Linked DNA regions of Homo sapiens: region 2 is linked to region 1. Evidence: chromatin loops called from intact Hi-C (ENCODE). Cell type or tissue: gastrocnemius medialis. All regions are shown on one strand. Each heading gives the region's core, and the rest is flanking DNA. Links, peaks and the distances in the headings are about the cores only. Region 1 has its middle 19 kb from the start of COA7. Region 2 overlaps GPX7 (glutathione peroxidase 7).

Region 1 (7,327 bases), core at 4,828-7,327:
TCTTTTATCACCTATGGGCATTCTTTGGCACAATAGCGTTCTCACTATTTAACCATTTTTTTAAAGAATCATATCTTTTTTTTTTTTTTTTTTTTTTTGAGATGGTGTCACCCAGGCTGGAGTGCAGTGACGTGATCTCAGCTCACTGCAACCTCCACCTCCCAGGTTCAAGTGATTCCCCAGCCTCAGCCTCTTGAGTAGCTGGGACTACAGGCGAGCGCCACCACAGCCGGCTATTTTTTGTATTTTTAGTAGAAATGGGGTTTCACCATGTTGATCAGGCTGGTCTCTAACTCCTGACCTCAGCTGATCCACCCACCTTGGCCTCCCAAAGTGCTAGGATTACAGGCATGAGCCACTGTGCCCTGCCAAGAATCATATCTTTTCAACTAACAGGTTTTGTAATTTTTTTTTTTCTTTTTGAGATAGGGTCTCTCTGTGTCACCTAGGCTGGAGTGCAGTGGTGCAATCATAGCTCACTGCAGCCTCAACCTCCTGGGCTCAGGTGATCCTCCTACCTCAGTCTCCCAAGTAGCTAGGGACTACATGTGCGTGACACCATGCCCAGTTAGTTTTCATGTTTTTTGTAGATATGGGGTCTCGCTGTGTTGCCCAGGCTGGTCTCAAACTCCTGGGCTCAAGCGATCCTCCTGCCTCAGCCTCCCAACATGCTAGGATTACAGACATGAGCCACTTGCCCCACTGGGTTTTGTAATTTTGAAGAACTAAGTTTGATTTTTGGGTGGCAGATGTACTGGATTTTTTTTTTGAGATGGAACTTCACTCTTGTTGCCCAGGCTGGAGTGCAATGGCATGATCTCAGCTCACCGCAACCTCCGCCTCCCGGGTGCAAGCAATTCTCCTGCCTCAGCCTCCTGAGTAGCTGGGATTACAGGCATGTGCTACCACACCCGGCTAATTTTGTATTTTTAGTAGAGACAGGGTTTCTCCATGTTGGCCAGGCTGGTCTCGAACTCCCGACCTCAGATGATCCACCTGTCTCGGCCTCCCAAAGTGCTGGGATTACAGGCGTGAGCCACTACACCCAGCCTTTTTTTTTTTTTTTATGGACGAGTTCCTACCTGGGACTTCTGGTACTTGCCTTCCTGAGTCACATACTTAGTGGGGCAGGGAACAATAGAGTGAGCATTAACTGTGTCAAAATGTTATATTTCCCTAAAGTTATTAAAATGCAAAGAATAATAATTTACTGTTCAGAATGGTCCAAGGCCATTTCATACCCAGGCTACTGTGGGAAGCAGTAGGTTGGTAAGAGCCAGCATGGATAAGTTTCTCACTTTAATGCAGCCTTTGAGGCAAGGTTTGAAAATCGCTTTTCAGACTCTGGTCACAGCAAGCAGTATCATTACTGTGTCTTCTAGCCAGCAGGCATTGGATCATCATTAACAACTATTTCCTACGTTTTTCCTCCATGCTAGGCTTGGGCTGGATACAGGACATTCAGAGCTGGCCTGATGGTCTGTCTAATGGGAAAGACGGTTCATAATTGACTCTGGCGGTTTGTGTTCTCACTAAAATCTTTTTTTTTTTTTTTGAGACACAGTCTCACTCTGTTGCCCAGGCTGGAGTGCAGTGGTGCGATCTTGGCTCACTGCAACCTCTGCCTCCCGGGTTTGAGAGATTCTCCTGCCTCAGGCTCCTGAGTAGCTGGGATTACAGGCCACCACGCCCAGCTAATTTTTGTATTTTTTAGTAGAGATGGGTTTCACCATTTCACTATGTTGGCCAGGCTGGTCTTGAACTTCCAACCTCAGATGATCTGCCTGCCTCTCCCTCCCAAAGTGCTGGGATTACAGGCGTGAACCGCTCTGCCCGGCCAATGCTCTCACTAAAATCTGACAGTATGGTGCTCAGTACTGTGAGGAAGGAAAGGAAGAGTCCCAGAGAGGGAAGGGAAAACCTGAGGGTATAGAGATTTGGCTTTTATCTTGTGGGTAATGCAGAGTCACGAAAGGGTTTTGATCAGGTTTGGAAATTAGAAAGATCATCCCCAGTGCAGAAAATGAATCACGGGGGAAAGACTGGAGGCAGGAAGACCAATGAGGAGATGGCTGCAGATGTCAAGGTGAGACATGGTGGGGCCTGAGCTAAGGCCTGTCAAGCAAGGAAGGGAGCACAGGTGAGAGGCCAGACAGCTGAATAAGCAAAATTGAGCCATGCGGGGGTGGGAAGAAGGTGGGGTTGAGCATGAGGTTGAAAAATATAAACCAAAACAGGTTTAGCTTGGGCATCTAGGTGGACAGTGGAGCTATTCATATTGATTTGGAGCCTGTGGTGTGGGGATGGGGACAAGAACTCTGAACTGTTGGGTGATTTTTTAAGTTTTATAAATAAATAGCATTTTTATTTGTTTTATGAAGTTGCTTGAAAAATTGTATGAAGGGCAGCGTGGCAGAGGGAAAATGCCTAGACTTCAGATCCTACAGATGTGGACAATTCTGGATTAGTCAAAGGCAGAATACGCATGTATATTTAGGACACCTAACAAAGAATGAGAAATATATACATTTAAAAATAGTAATGTTATATTCCTTTTTTTTTTTTTTTTTGAGACAGAGTCTCGCTCTGTCACCCAGGCTGGAGTGCAGTGGCTCGATCTTGGCTCACTGCAAGCTGCAAGCTCCGCCTCCCATTCTCCTGCCTCAGCCTCCCGAGTAGCTGGGACTACAGGCTCCCGCTACCATGCCTGGCTAATTTTTTGTATTTTTTTTTAGTGGAGATGGGGTTTCACCGTGTTAGCCAGGATGGTCTCGATCTCCTGACCTCGTGATCTGCCTGCCTCAGCCTCCCAAAGTGCTGGGATTACAGGCGTGAGCCACCGCTCTTGGCCTACATTTCTTTTAAAGCATCAAGTAATCACTTTGTGGGGGGAATGAAGACTTTTTTGGGTTCTTTATGTTCATTTTGCAGTTTAGATCTCTTTTATTGTGAATTCTATATTAGGGTTGGTGGGGGCGGGGTGTACCAGACTATTTTCAGTTCTTAGGTCTAAAGGTCTTAGCCTGGGTTCTGACCTGAGTTTTGCTTTTTATTGGCTGTGTGACCTTAGACAAGTTACTCTACCCTCTTTTCGGATTTTGTCACCTCTCAGGTGGGGATAACAATGTCTTCTAGTAGGGTTGTTAGGAGGAGTAAATAGTAACTCTTATCGTAGAATGATAAATGCTGATTTAAAAAGACTTTTGTGGAATGAAATCTTACAATTAGATAATTGTCTTTTTTCTGAGTGGTATTGTTACCTTGTGAGGGAGTCTAGCTTTTAAAACAGCCTGCCTTTGCTGCCATTCTTTGAATATCCAGGGAGCTGACGGTGAGGCTCTCCAGGGGTACTGATGGCACAAAACAGCTGCAGGGGGCATGCCTGGGGCAGGGGAAAAGTAGGGGGCTGCCCCTACTTTTTCCCTTCTCCACTGCCTGAGCACAGAGTCACTGAGAAGACTTGCACCTGCTGGGGGCCCAGAGTGGAAACTATTCCCAGCTGGTGCCCCTCCCCAGGCTTGAGGAATGGTGATTGTATTACAGTTTATAAATCAGGCCTCCCCACTGTCTAAAGGGGAAAGGCCAAAATTCTTTGCCCAGTGTGTCTCCCCACTCCCATGAGATGATCCCTGCCTCCATATTTAGCCCCATCTTATTCCTAACTCAGGCATCTTTGCATCAGGGAACTGCTTGTGGTCTCTGCACCACCTGCCCCACCCCCAAAATATCCCTATCTCTCTCTCTCTCTCACACACACACACACACACACAGAGAGAAATTAAGTGGTGATGGATGCGTTCATTAATTTGACTATAGTAATCAGTACACAATGTATATCAAATCATCACACTGTATACCTTGAATATATACACTTTTTGTTTATCCATTAAATATTTTAAAAGAAAAAGTAACAACAAAATACCCAGGCTGTTTCTTACAGCCAAGCTTTTGCTGATGTCTGGGTCCACCAAGACCTACGGAATGAAAATCTGGATTTTAAATAAGAAAACCACGGGAAATTCTTATTCATACTAAAATGGGCAGCCCACTCAAGTGGTGTAAAGCCGCAGCTCCTTAGCTTGTCACTACAACCCCTCTGCAGTCTGGTCTCCACACCTTCAGCTCTTTACAATTCCTAATAGTCCTTTAAAACTTAGCCCACATGTCACCTCCTCCAGGAAGTCATCCTGGACCCTCAAGTTCCGTGGTCTTCTGATAGTCCTTGTGCTTCTCTCAGTTCTTTCTTTCCTTTTTTAAAATTTAGTGGGTTTTTTTGTTTTTGTTTTTTTTTTGAGACAGAGTCTCACTCTGTTGCCCAGGCTAGAGTGCAATGGCATGATCTCGGCTCACTGCAACCTCTGCCTCTCAAGTTCAAGCGATTCTCCTGCCTCAGCCCCCCAAGTAGGTGGGATTACAGGCACCTGGCATCCTGCCTAATTTTTGTATTTTTAGTAGAGATGGGCTTTTGCCATGTTGGCCTGTTGGCCAGGCTGGTCTCGAACTCCTGGCCTCAAGTGATCCATCTGCCTTGGCCCCCCAAAGTGCTGGGATTACAGGCGTGAGCCACTTCGTCCAGGCTTAATTTGATTTTTTAAAAACAGAGACAAGTTCTCACTATGTTGCCCAGGTTGGTCTCAAACTTCTGAACTCAAGCGATCCACCTGCCTCAGCCTCCCAAAATGATGGCACTACTATGCCCAGCCTGTCTCTGTCCTTTTCACATGGTTTGGGACAGGCTGTTAAGTGCCTGTCCCAATAGATTATGTCCTAATAGATTATGTCTCATTTCTATTCCCTGTGCCTAGCTCAGGATCTGGTACAGATGAGATACATAATAAATCTTTATTGAAGGAAAGGGAAGGGAAGGGAAACTCTCAGAGACAAATGCTATCTTCCAGTAGATCAACTGAGCATTGAAAAGGTAGCGTTTTGGAAAAGAATCTGGATTTAAATAATTTCTCTGCAAATGTGTTATGTTTCCTCTATGAGCCTCATTTTCCTCATCTCTAGAGTAAGGATAATGTTTACTTTTCAGGGTTAGTGTAAGGGTTAAAGGGTTTAATGAGATAAAGTAAGTGCAGTGCCTGGCTCGATGCCTGGCACATTCTAAATTGTGTAATAGCTCACTGGAGGGCTATCTTTCGGAAGCAGAACTAGGCTTGTTCTGTACAGCTCCAGAGAGCAGAACTAGGCCCAATGGATGGAAGCTGCTAGGAGACAGAACTCAGTTCATCGACATCTGAGTGGAAGAAAGCATTTTCTACTTGGCAGAATGAGAAGCTCTGGGAGGAGGTGAACTTCCTATTACAGGGATATGCAAGAAGAGAGGAGATGCTCGCCTGTCAGGGCTGATGCAGAGGGGACTAACTCTATATGAGATTTGGGTGGAGTGAGTATGCAAAACCTGAAAGATGGGAGCCAGATAAGGCATTTCCATTCAGTGCCCTCCATAATTCATTATTCATATGGTCAACACTGAGGGCTTCCTCTAGGCTGGGTGGCCCTAGGTTGGGCGCTGGGGATGCAGGGCTGGATTTGACAGAGTCTTTATCATTTAGGAAATTACAGTCTAAATTTTGATCATTTATTGAGCAACTACTTTGTACCAGATGCTCTAATCATCTCAGGAAACTTTCATTCTCACTGTTTTTCAAATAAACTGAGGCTCAGCCAAAGTGGCTTACAGAAAGACTCACAGACCAATGAGTATTGCAGCCGGGATTAGAACTTAGTCCTGCTTGTCTCCTAAACCCTCTTCATATGACTCAAGGCTGCCTCACATCCTGATGTTGGAAACACTTTGCAGTCTCAGGGAGACCCTCAAACAGCACCCGAGGACCTTTTGGGTACCAAGTAGATGCTGATGAACAGGAGCTAAAAGGCTAAGGTCAGCTGCAGGAGGACATGGACTCCCTGTAGCACGCTCTGTGCCCAAGTTCCCTCCAGCTGGGGCCATGCGGAGAGTCCAGGAGAACTTGCTGAGGTCAGACTTCACTGCTCACATGACCAGCCAAGCTGCCTGGGCCAGGGCTCCCTGAGGGAACTTGAAACCCGGCTGGGTTCCATCAGCTCCAAGAATAGCAGCTGACCCTACTCTCCCCAAGATGACGGTGTCCGATCAGGTTCCAGGAGGCCCCAGTGGACTCCAGACATCAGTGGCATCAAGCTTTGACCTTGAAGCTGCCCTGGGGTGGTGTAATAACAGCAACATTCATTAACTGCCCACTGTGTGCAGGGCGCCTCCTGAAGTGGGGAACATCCTGTAAGGGAGGTCTAAGTATGGAACCCATTTTACAGGTGAGGAAATTGGGGCTCAGAGATACTGAGAACTTACCCAAAGTCACAGTGAATATGCGGCAGAGCTGGGTTGGAGCCTGGGCTCCCTCTGCCAGTGACCCTGCTTCTGTGAGGAGAGAAGAGCACTCTCAAGACCTCAGAAGACTCCTGGGCAGAGGAGACAAATCCCATCAGCTTCTAAAGGAATGAAGGCAGGGTGCAGTGGCTCACATCTGCAATCCCAGCACTTTGGGAGCTGGGAGTCTGAGGCAAGAGGATCGCTTGAGCCCAGGAGTTCAAGACCAGCCTGAGCAACATAGTGAGACTTCATCTTTACAAAAAAACAAAAACCAAACAAACAAACAAAAAACAAATAAAGAAACTGAAATTAGCCAGGCATGGTGGTGTGCACTTGTAGTCCTGGCTACTTGGGAGGCTGAGGATCAGTAGAATCATTAGAATCCAGGAGTTCAAGGCTGCAGTGAGCCGAGGTTGTGCCAGTGCACTCCAGCCTAGGTGTCAAAGTGAGACCCTGTCTCTAATAAATAAATGAATAAAAAAAAAGTCGCAGGCCAGGCGCAGTGGCTCAGGCCTGTAATCCCAGTACTTTGGGAGGCTGAGGTGGGTGGATCACCTGAGGTCAGGAGTTCGAGACCAGCCTGGCCAACATGGCAAAACCTCATCTCTACTAAAAATACAAAAATTAGCCAGGCACGGTGGTGGGTGCCTGTGATCGCAGCTACTCGGGAGGCTGAGGCAGGAGAATCGCTTGAACTTGGGAGGCGGAGGTTGCAGTGAGGGGAGATCACACCATTGCACTCCAGCCTGGGAGACAAGAGTGAAACTCTGTATCAAGATTTGAGAGCATCAAATCTTGTGTTTCTAAGAGACACATGAGAGTGTCCTCAGGAAGGCAATGGAAGGTCCCAACTCTTAGTCTGGTGTTTGTACCACTAATCCACCAAACCTAGAGGGCTGCCTCTGACAAAAGGGGCCCGAGAGACGGTGGACAGCCTGAATCTTATAGCCAGTGAGGTTCAAGGCAGACTTA
Region 2 (8,644 bases), core at 6,145-8,644, 73 kb after region 1:
ACATACAAAATTCAAACATTACAGAAACTTAATGAAAATGACTCCTGTTATCCTACCTCAGCCCCTCGCAGACAACCACCATTAAGAGTTTGGTCTATATTTTTCCCTCTCTCTTTCCCTCCCACTTAACATTGTAAATTTTTTAAAAATTTGGGACAGGGTCCACTCCCATTGCCCAGGCTGGAGTACAGTGGCGCAAACACGGCTCACTGCAGCCTCAACCTCCTGGGCTCAAACAATCCTCCTGCCTCAGCCTCCTGAGTAGCTGGGACTACAGGTGTGAGTGACCACGCCTGGCTAATTTTTAAATTTTTTTGCAGAGACACGGTCTTGCCATGTTGCCCAGACTGGTCTTGAACTCCTGGGCTCAAGCAATCCTCCCACCTCTGCCTCCCAAAGTGCTGGGATTACAGGCGTGAGCCACCTAATGCACCCAGCAACATTGTACATTTTTAATAAAAACATTACACTTGTTCATACTGGTTTTTCTGGGTATGTGAATGTGTTCATTCTGTTTTACAACTTATCATTTTTTCACTTTTGGACAACTTTCTATGGTAGCATATGGAGACTTCATTCATTCATTTTAATAACCATATTAGTTTATAATTTGAGGCAAGGTCTCCTCTGTCACCCAGGCTGAGTGCAGTGGCATGGTTACGGTTCGCTGCAGCCTTGACCTCCCAGGCTCTAGCAATTCTCTCACCTCAGCCTCCTGATAGCTGGGACTACAGGCATGCACTGCCATGGCCAGCTAATATTTTTTTGTAGAGGTGGGGTCCCACTATGTTGCATGGTGGCGTGTGCCTGCAGTCCTAGTTACTCAGGAGGCTAAGGATGCAGTAAGCTACGATCGAGCCACTCTTCTTCAGCCTGGGCAACAGAGTGTGACCCTGTCTCAAAACAAAAAGCAAAAACAAAAGGTATGAGCATTTTGTTTTAAAAGATATTGCCAAATCACCCTCCAAACACTTGTGCCAGTTTATCGTACCACAGTTTATGTGAATGCCCATTTCCTCACATCCCTGCCAACCAGGGGTATTATCATTAAAAAAATATCTTTCGGCCGGGAATAGTGGCTCACGCCTGTAATCCCAGCACTTTGGGAGGCCGAGGCGGGCGGATCACTGGGTCAGGAGATTGAGACCATCCTGGCTAACATGATGAAACCCCGCCTCTACTAAAAATACAAAAAAAAAAAAATTAGCTGAGCGTGGTGGTGGGCGCCTGTAGTCCCAGCTACTCGGGAGGCTGAGGCAGAATGGCGTGAACTTGGGAGGCAGAGCTTGCAGTGAGCCGAGACTGTGCCACTGCACTCCAGCCTGGGTGACAGAGCTAGACTCCATCACAAAAACAAAACAAACAAACAAAAAACTTTCCAACTTCAATGAGGCTGGACATCTTTTTGTATCCTTATTACGCATCTATAGTCTTCCGTGAACTATCTATTCATCTCCTTTGCCTATTTGTTATTGAGGTGTACTTTTGGCTAGTGGATTACTCAGTGAATTTTTTTTTTTTTTGAGACAGAGTCTCTCTCTGCTGCCCAGGCTAGAATGCAGTGGCGTTATCTCCGCTCACAGCAACCTCTGCCTCCCGGATTCAAGCGATTCTCCTGCCTCAGCCTCCAGAGTAGCTGGGATTACAGGCACCTGCCATCATGCCCGACTAATTTTTATATTTTTGTAGAGACGGGGTTTCACCATGTTGGCCAGGCTGGTCTCAAACTCCTGACCTCAGGTGATCCACCCGCCTCAGCCTCCCAAAGTGCTGGGATTACAGGCATGAGCCACTGTGCCCGGTCATGCCAGGCTAATTTTTGTATTTTTATTTTTTTATTTTTATTATTATTATTATTATTGAGACGGAGTCTTGCTCTGTCGCCCAGGCTAGAGTGCACAGGCTGGAGTGCAGTGGCACGATCTCTGCTCACTGCAAGCTCCGCCTCCCGGGTTCACACCATTCTCCTGCCTCAGCCTCCAGAGTAGCTGGGACTACAAGCGCCCGCCACCACGCCCGGCTAATTTTTTGTATTTTTAGTAGAGACGGGGTTTCACCGTATTAGCGAGGTTGGTCTCGATCTCCTGACCTCGTGATCCGCCCGCCTTGGCCTCCCAAAGTGCTGGGATTACAAGCGTGAGCCACCGCGCCCAGCCTAATTTTTGTATTTTTAGTAGAGATGGGTTTTCACCATGTTGGCCAGGCTGGTCTCAAACTCTTGACCTCAGGTGATCCACCTACGTTGGCCTCCCAAAGTGCTGGGATGACAGGCGTGAGCTACCGTGCCCGGTCACTGAGTTCTTATTGGGCAATAATGATTGGCTTAACCAAAGGCCTGGCAGCCTTTGTACCAAACTGCTAACACTGTTTACCTCTAGGGAGGGAGACTATGGAAAATGAGGAGGATACTTTCATTTTTATTTTATATCGTGAGGTATTGTTTGGATTGTTACAATGAACTTGCATTTCTTTTGTAATGAAGAAAATAATACAGAGGAAATAACAACAACTAAACCTTTGGCCTGGATTATCATCGGCTGGAAATTCATGTTGGATGCAAGTTTTTATTGATAACAAGTTATTTTTTGGTTTATATGCAAAAAATGTTCATTGAATGCCTCCTATTTGGCTGGCACTGCCTAGGCACTTTCACAGGTATTTCATCCTAATCCTCACAACAGCCCTATGAGGTAATCATTGGTCCCAGTTTACAGAAGCCTTGGGTGGGAGATTATTGCTTGATATACTTCTATTTGCCACACATTTTTGTTGGCAAGACGTTCGTATCGGCTGGTGATTCACTGGTCAAGAGCTCTCATTGGCCAGGAGTTCCTATTTGTTGCTGTAAGATTCAAATAATCAAAATACTAGAATTTTTCCCCCACAAGAATGATGGGACCAATGGCATAAGAGTAAAGGAAGGAGAGTCAGTGGGTCTCTCCCTTTGAAGCACCATTTGAGTTTGCATTGGTCAGCCCCACACAGGTGGGCGGGATGAGGTGGTGGAGGAGGAGACGCGGTGGTTATAAGTCTTCTCGCTTCAGTAGGATGAGCTTCCTCACGAGCGCTGTGATCTGGGGTCTGACCTCCTCCACTGACACAGTTGGGTCCCAAGCCCCTACCACCTTTCCATCTGGGGCTACTAGGTACTTCCAGAAGTTCCAGGTGGGCTCCTTCCCAGAAGTCTCTAGAGAAAAAGGAAGGAGAGCAAAGCGTGCTACCCTGCGTACCCTCTCCTGGGACTTCACTCTCAGTGTCCATCTTTCCCTGGTGGCAGCTAATCCTGATGCCCAGTCCACACCCCAGACCACTCCAACCAGAATCTCTGAGGGTGAGGCTCAGGCATCAGCATTTTTCAAAAGCCCCCTGGGAGATTCCAAAGTGGGGCCGAGGTTGAGAACGACTGCTGTAGGATTCTGTGACGTGCTTGATAAAGTGGTATCAAATCCTCCTTTATTAATGACTTCGAACTACTGAATAGTCTACACCCTATTCTCTAGTTCAGTTTTAATGGTTTCCAAATGTTAGTCCATGGACTGGTTTCATCAGAATCACTGGGGGTCAGGGGAGTGCTTAAAATAAAGATTCTTGGGCCCTGCTTCAGTAGGTCTCAGCCTTGTGCATTTTTAAGAGCTCCCCAGGTGCTTCTAAAAGCAAGGCCGGGTTTGATCTATAACTGTGAGAACTGGGAAGGAACTAATAAAAGAACACAGAGAAAAAAATCAACATTAGGACTGAGCCACAGAGCAAAACACAAACCTGCCGCAGTAAGGGACCTTTTGTTTGCTGCACTCTTGCTTCTCATTTACTCCTCCAGGTGAATGGGTTGCAGGGTGGGGTGGTGGCAAGGGATACAAAGGCCACCAGAAGCACGGAATCAGAAAAGGCAAAAATGGGGCCTCCAGAGGAGAAGGCCTGAGGGAAGAAATGGTCAGAATGGCAAGCTTAGCCCATGAGCCCATTCTGTGGCTCTGAGGCTTCTGCAGCTGGAGAAGGGATCTTGTTCTCAAATACTAAGATCTGGTATTTTAGCTTAGAAGGTCTCCCTCCATGGCCTACAGACTCCGCCACTGACTCAGGGTGAAGATGCCTGTCTACTATCTTGGTCAGCTTTCTCCAAGCAGGTGGCCTCCCCTGTCTATGCCTTGGTTTCTCCATCATATGTCCATAAACTCATCTAGTTCACACTGACTTAAATGTCTCCTTCTAGGAGCCCCTGAATGTGAAAACAGGATCCCAGAAAAGTCCAAAAGAGTGACTTCTGAGGGACAAGTGAGAGGCAGCAGGTATGGAGATATTCTTAGGCAGGAATACCCCTCAGCTTCTACCTGCCTCCACTCTCCTCAAAGATTAGTGCTGGAACAAAGCATCAGTCCACCTGAGATGATCAGGAAGGGGAAGGGGCCCCAGGTCACCCAACCAGCCAGTGGCTTCTGCTGCCCAGGGAGCCATGGCCTCAGCCAGCTAAGGGAGGTGTGAGGGGATGAAGAGACCAGGACTTACGGGCCAGGTACTTGAAGGCAGGATGGGCACCAGTACCGGTGACTGCAATCTTGCTAAACATGGGGAATGAGACACTGTAGGTGCGGCGGGCAAAGCTCTCAATCTCCTTGTTGCTGTCAGGCTCCTGTTGGCCAAACTGGTTGCAGGGGAAGGCGAGCACGTTAAAGTGGTGGGGGCCCAGGTCTCGCTGCAGCTGCTGCAGGGCTCGGTAGTGCTGGTCTGTGAAGCCGCACTCGCTGGCCACATTCACCACCAGGGACACCTGTATGACAGAAACAAAACAAAACAAAGCCCAGACAAGCCAGTGAAGAGGCATGAACCTGTACATGCCCTGACACATCCACATATGTGACTCCCTCAACAGTTAATACTGCCTCACACATACAAGAACACTGTGTACACATATGTAAATGTGTGTCCAGTGCTCTCACACATACACAAACACATGCACACAGACAGGCACATATGAAATCAAACATTCAGGAGCTTACAGATGTGTGCACACATACATGAACATCTGTGAACATAAGTATACAACATACATAAATAGGTATGCACATGCACCACGATACAAACATGTTAGCAAACACCACACATGCCCACACACACAGCACATCCACAGACTGGGGCACACATACTGGTGAGCACATACTGAGAACTGATAAGAGGGGGTACAAAGGGAGACCTGGGCTCAATTTTTGGCTCAGTCAGCTAGCACTCGCCACTCTGCACTGTGTCAGTCTCCCTTCTAGAATGTGAACCTACTGAGGGCAGGAGCTATGTCCACTTCATCTCTGGGCCTGGCATATGAAAAAGTCTCAGTAAGTTTCAGATGAATGAGTAAGTGTGCACACAAACACAAACGCCTGCATGGGAACATAGACACAGGTTTTCTTGAGAAAAGAACCCTCATAACTCCAGGGCAATCACCTTTTTGTCCCCCTCCTCTCCAGAGAACTAACACCACTTTTGTTGTTGTTGCTGCTGGAGCAATGGCATAATCATAACAGGACATCCCCCCAACCGTTTGCAGTCTCAAACTTCTGAGCTGAAGTGATCCTCCCACCTCAGCCTCTCAAATAGCTAGGACTACAGGCACGTGCCATCACACCTGGCTAATTTTTTAATTTTTACTTTTGGTAGAGACAGTTCTCGCCATGTTGTCCAGGCTGGACTCAAAAACTCTTAGCCTCAGGCAATCCTACCAGCTAAGCCTCTCAAAGTGCTAGGATTACAGTCATGAACCACCATGCCCAGCCTACCACTTTCTTTTATCATTAGACTAATCCTTAAATTTATTAAAGCCTTTAGGCAATAAATACAAAGCTGGCTAATGGAACTTGATTATAAGACTTTGATTAGAATTTTGGCTCAAATGCTATGTTTTTAGCTTCTAGGTATATATTATTAATGGATTTAAAACCCTAGCCGGTGCCTAGGCAGCCTAGCCCTATCCTCCATAATTGACATTTGGGTCAGATAATTCTTTGTTGTCGGGGGGATGTCCTGTTTATTTATTATCAGATGTTTGGCAGCATCCCTGGCCTCTACCCACTAGATGCCCAGTCTTGACAATCAACAATGTCTCCAGACATTGCCAATTGTGCCCTAAAGGGAATAATCACTCCTAGTTGAGAACTACTGGGCTAGATGATTGAACCACTGAGCTGTACCTCCTGTACCCTACCTCCACCAGGTGAGAAAGGACCCATGCCTGGGGCCACTGGCTATTAGAACAACCTCCTCAATTTGAGGTCAGCATACACCATACTGTGCCTGGAATGGTGAGAAACTGGGACTGTTAACTCCCTTCCTCAGTTAGGGTTCTTCCTTTTTTTCCCCCTGCTGGATCCCTGGGCAATGAGAACATTAAAGCTTTTTTTTTTTTTTTTTTTTTTTTAAAGACAGAGTCTTGCTCTGTTACCAAGGCTGGAGTGCAGTGGCGCGATCTTGGCTCACTGCAACCTCCACCTCCCGGGTTCAAGCAATTCTCCTGCCTCAGCCTCCTGAGTAGCTGGGATTACAGGCACACGCCACCATGCCCAGCTAATTTTTGTATTTTTTAAGTACAGACGGAGTTTCACCATGTTGGCCAGGCTAGCCTCGAACTCCTCACCTTGTGATCCACCCGCCTCAGCCTCCTGAAGTGCTGGGATTACAGGCGTGAGCCACTGCGTCCGGCCAAAGCTTGCTTATTTTTAACTCACAACTTGCATGTCTGCCCGCTCTTTTGGAAGGGGGAAAATCTGGCTTCTAGTTCCATCCCTGAAACCAAAAAGCTTGGTCCTTAGAAACCAAAACACAGACAGACACACCCAAGTACACACAGTTAATTTACATATGTACATATACAAGCACAGACACAGACTCAGATTTGTACACAGAAGAAGTAAACCATTCACAAAGGCACACACTACACATAACCCCACACATTCCCAAGTGGTCACCCATTCATCCATACTGGTCTAAATGACTATGGTCCCAATTAGCCTGAGGGCATCAACCATGTCAATCTTGCTCATGACTATGTCATCAGAGCTGGACCCAGTGTCAGACATGTAGTAGGAGCCAGTAAATGTTTGCAGGTGAAGGAATGAGCATATTGCCCAAGCAGCAAGCCTAGCCTGGGTTAACTCAGCACCAATTACAGCTTTTCTGGACTCCCTGTTCCCTGGTTTACTGCTGAACTTGGCAACTAAGAGCATAGACTCTGGAGCTGGACTGTCTGGGTTCAAATTCTTACTGTCTTACTAGCTGTGTGACCTTGTTCTATTTTTGTCTTAGCACTTACTACTACTAGGAATTACCTCGTGCATTTCTCAGTTCCTTGTTTATTGTCTTTCTTCTCCTTACCCCATGTAAGCTCCATTTAGTGGAAATGTATCTGTTTTGTTCACCACTGTATCCCCAGGGCCTGACCTAGTATCTAGTTAGTATACAGTAGGTGTTCAATAATGAACAACGAATTAATAAGTAGCAGAGCTGGTCAGACGCTAAACCTGGGGCTCTCTGGTGAGCTGCCCTAGAGAGAACAGGAGGCCTGAATTGGAGCGGGCCCTGTTCTTGGTTCTTTGCCCAGAGTTCTAAATGAAGTTCCTGCTGGGATCCACCAAACACAGGTGCAAAGCACTCTACAGTTTACTAAGTGCATCCACGCCTTCATCTGATTTGAAACTCACGACACTCTGGGGGACAATCAAGCAGGGATTACTGTCCCCAAGACTCCCAGCATAATCGAAAATTTCAAGGCTTATAGAGTACTGGTCTTCACTAAAGATGGTGTTGCTCCCAGGAGAAAAATGTTGACATCTATTTTTGTGTGGTTCATCCAAAACTGGACGCTGGCCCACCTGTTCATTAGATTTCAACTCCCCAGCCATTTCACACCAGTCCCCAGGTCCATCCTGAAGAGGTCCACTCTGGGAGTTCTTCACTGCACATAATGTGACATGCAGGCCTCTCAATGTAGTGTTCAAGGTCCCGCCTGCTCCCTTGCCAGTCGTTTCAGCCTCATCTTCCACCACTCGTAGCCTCCAGCTTTAGACTCTTTGAAGCACAACAGCTGGAACTCCTGGCCCCGCGCCCCCCCACCCCCTTCTTGCTGTTTGCTTCTTAGTCTTGCTAAAATCCACTCGTATTCAAAGACTCAACCCAGATACCCTTCCTCTCCGAAGTCTTCTCTGAGCTTAGATTCCCTCTTGGTAATGAGGGGGCAATTAGCCTGGATGACTCTTATGTGTGCCCCTGAGCTGCCATCTAAGGACTTGGCCTAGAGAGGACCCCGGATGTGGCGGTGGGGTTCTCTTCCAGGCCCCGTCTTTCTAGTGTAGTGTGACCTTGTGCGAATGCCTGCCCTCTCTGGGCCTTTGTGCCCTCTCCCAGGGATGATCCGTGTGAGGTCTCCGTGCATCTGAAATAACTCTCTCTCTGCCCTGCACATTGATCTCCACAGTGTTCTTCACTGGACTCCGAATCAGCCACTCCCCGTTCCAGATGCAGAAAATGAGGACGGGAGAGGGAAAGGCCGCACGATGCTACGGTTACTTTTTTCACCCGTGAATGGCAAAGGCTGGGCAGTGGTGCCCGGCCTCCCGGCGAAGGTCTGGACCCCGCTGCCCAAAGGTGCCGGTAGCGAAGTGGG

The links. Hi-C counts contacts between places; a loop is a spot of excess contacts. Peaks named below come from ENCODE experiments on the same cell type or tissue, not always from the same donor. Only the 100,000 strongest peaks of a DNase experiment are listed, where the experiment ranks them.
Region 2: it touches region 1 in a loop (8-fold over the local background); 12 of 110 quality-filtered maps call a loop at or near these places.

What each region holds. Positions count from the first base shown.
Region 1 is chr1:52,675,394-52,682,720 of GRCh38, reverse strand. No RefSeq gene overlaps it. Among named protein-coding and RNA genes, the nearest start is that of COA7, 19 kb to the left of the region's middle. In gastrocnemius medialis, for the core only: no CTCF peak of the experiment used is centred there; a DNase peak (open chromatin) is centred at 6,040; H3K27ac peaks cover 2,500 bases.
Region 2 is chr1:52,602,805-52,611,448 of GRCh38, reverse strand. It overlaps GPX7 (glutathione peroxidase 7), which reads right to left. Exons shown (of 3, transcript NM_015696.5): 2 at 4,504-4,765; 3 at 2,398-3,187. The coding sequence ends at 3,024. Among named protein-coding and RNA genes, the nearest start is that of GPX7, 4.8 kb to the right of the region's middle. In gastrocnemius medialis, for the core only: no CTCF peak of the experiment used is centred there; DNase peaks (open chromatin) are centred at 7,118 and 7,568; H3K4me3 peaks cover 719 bases; H3K27ac peaks cover 2,500 bases.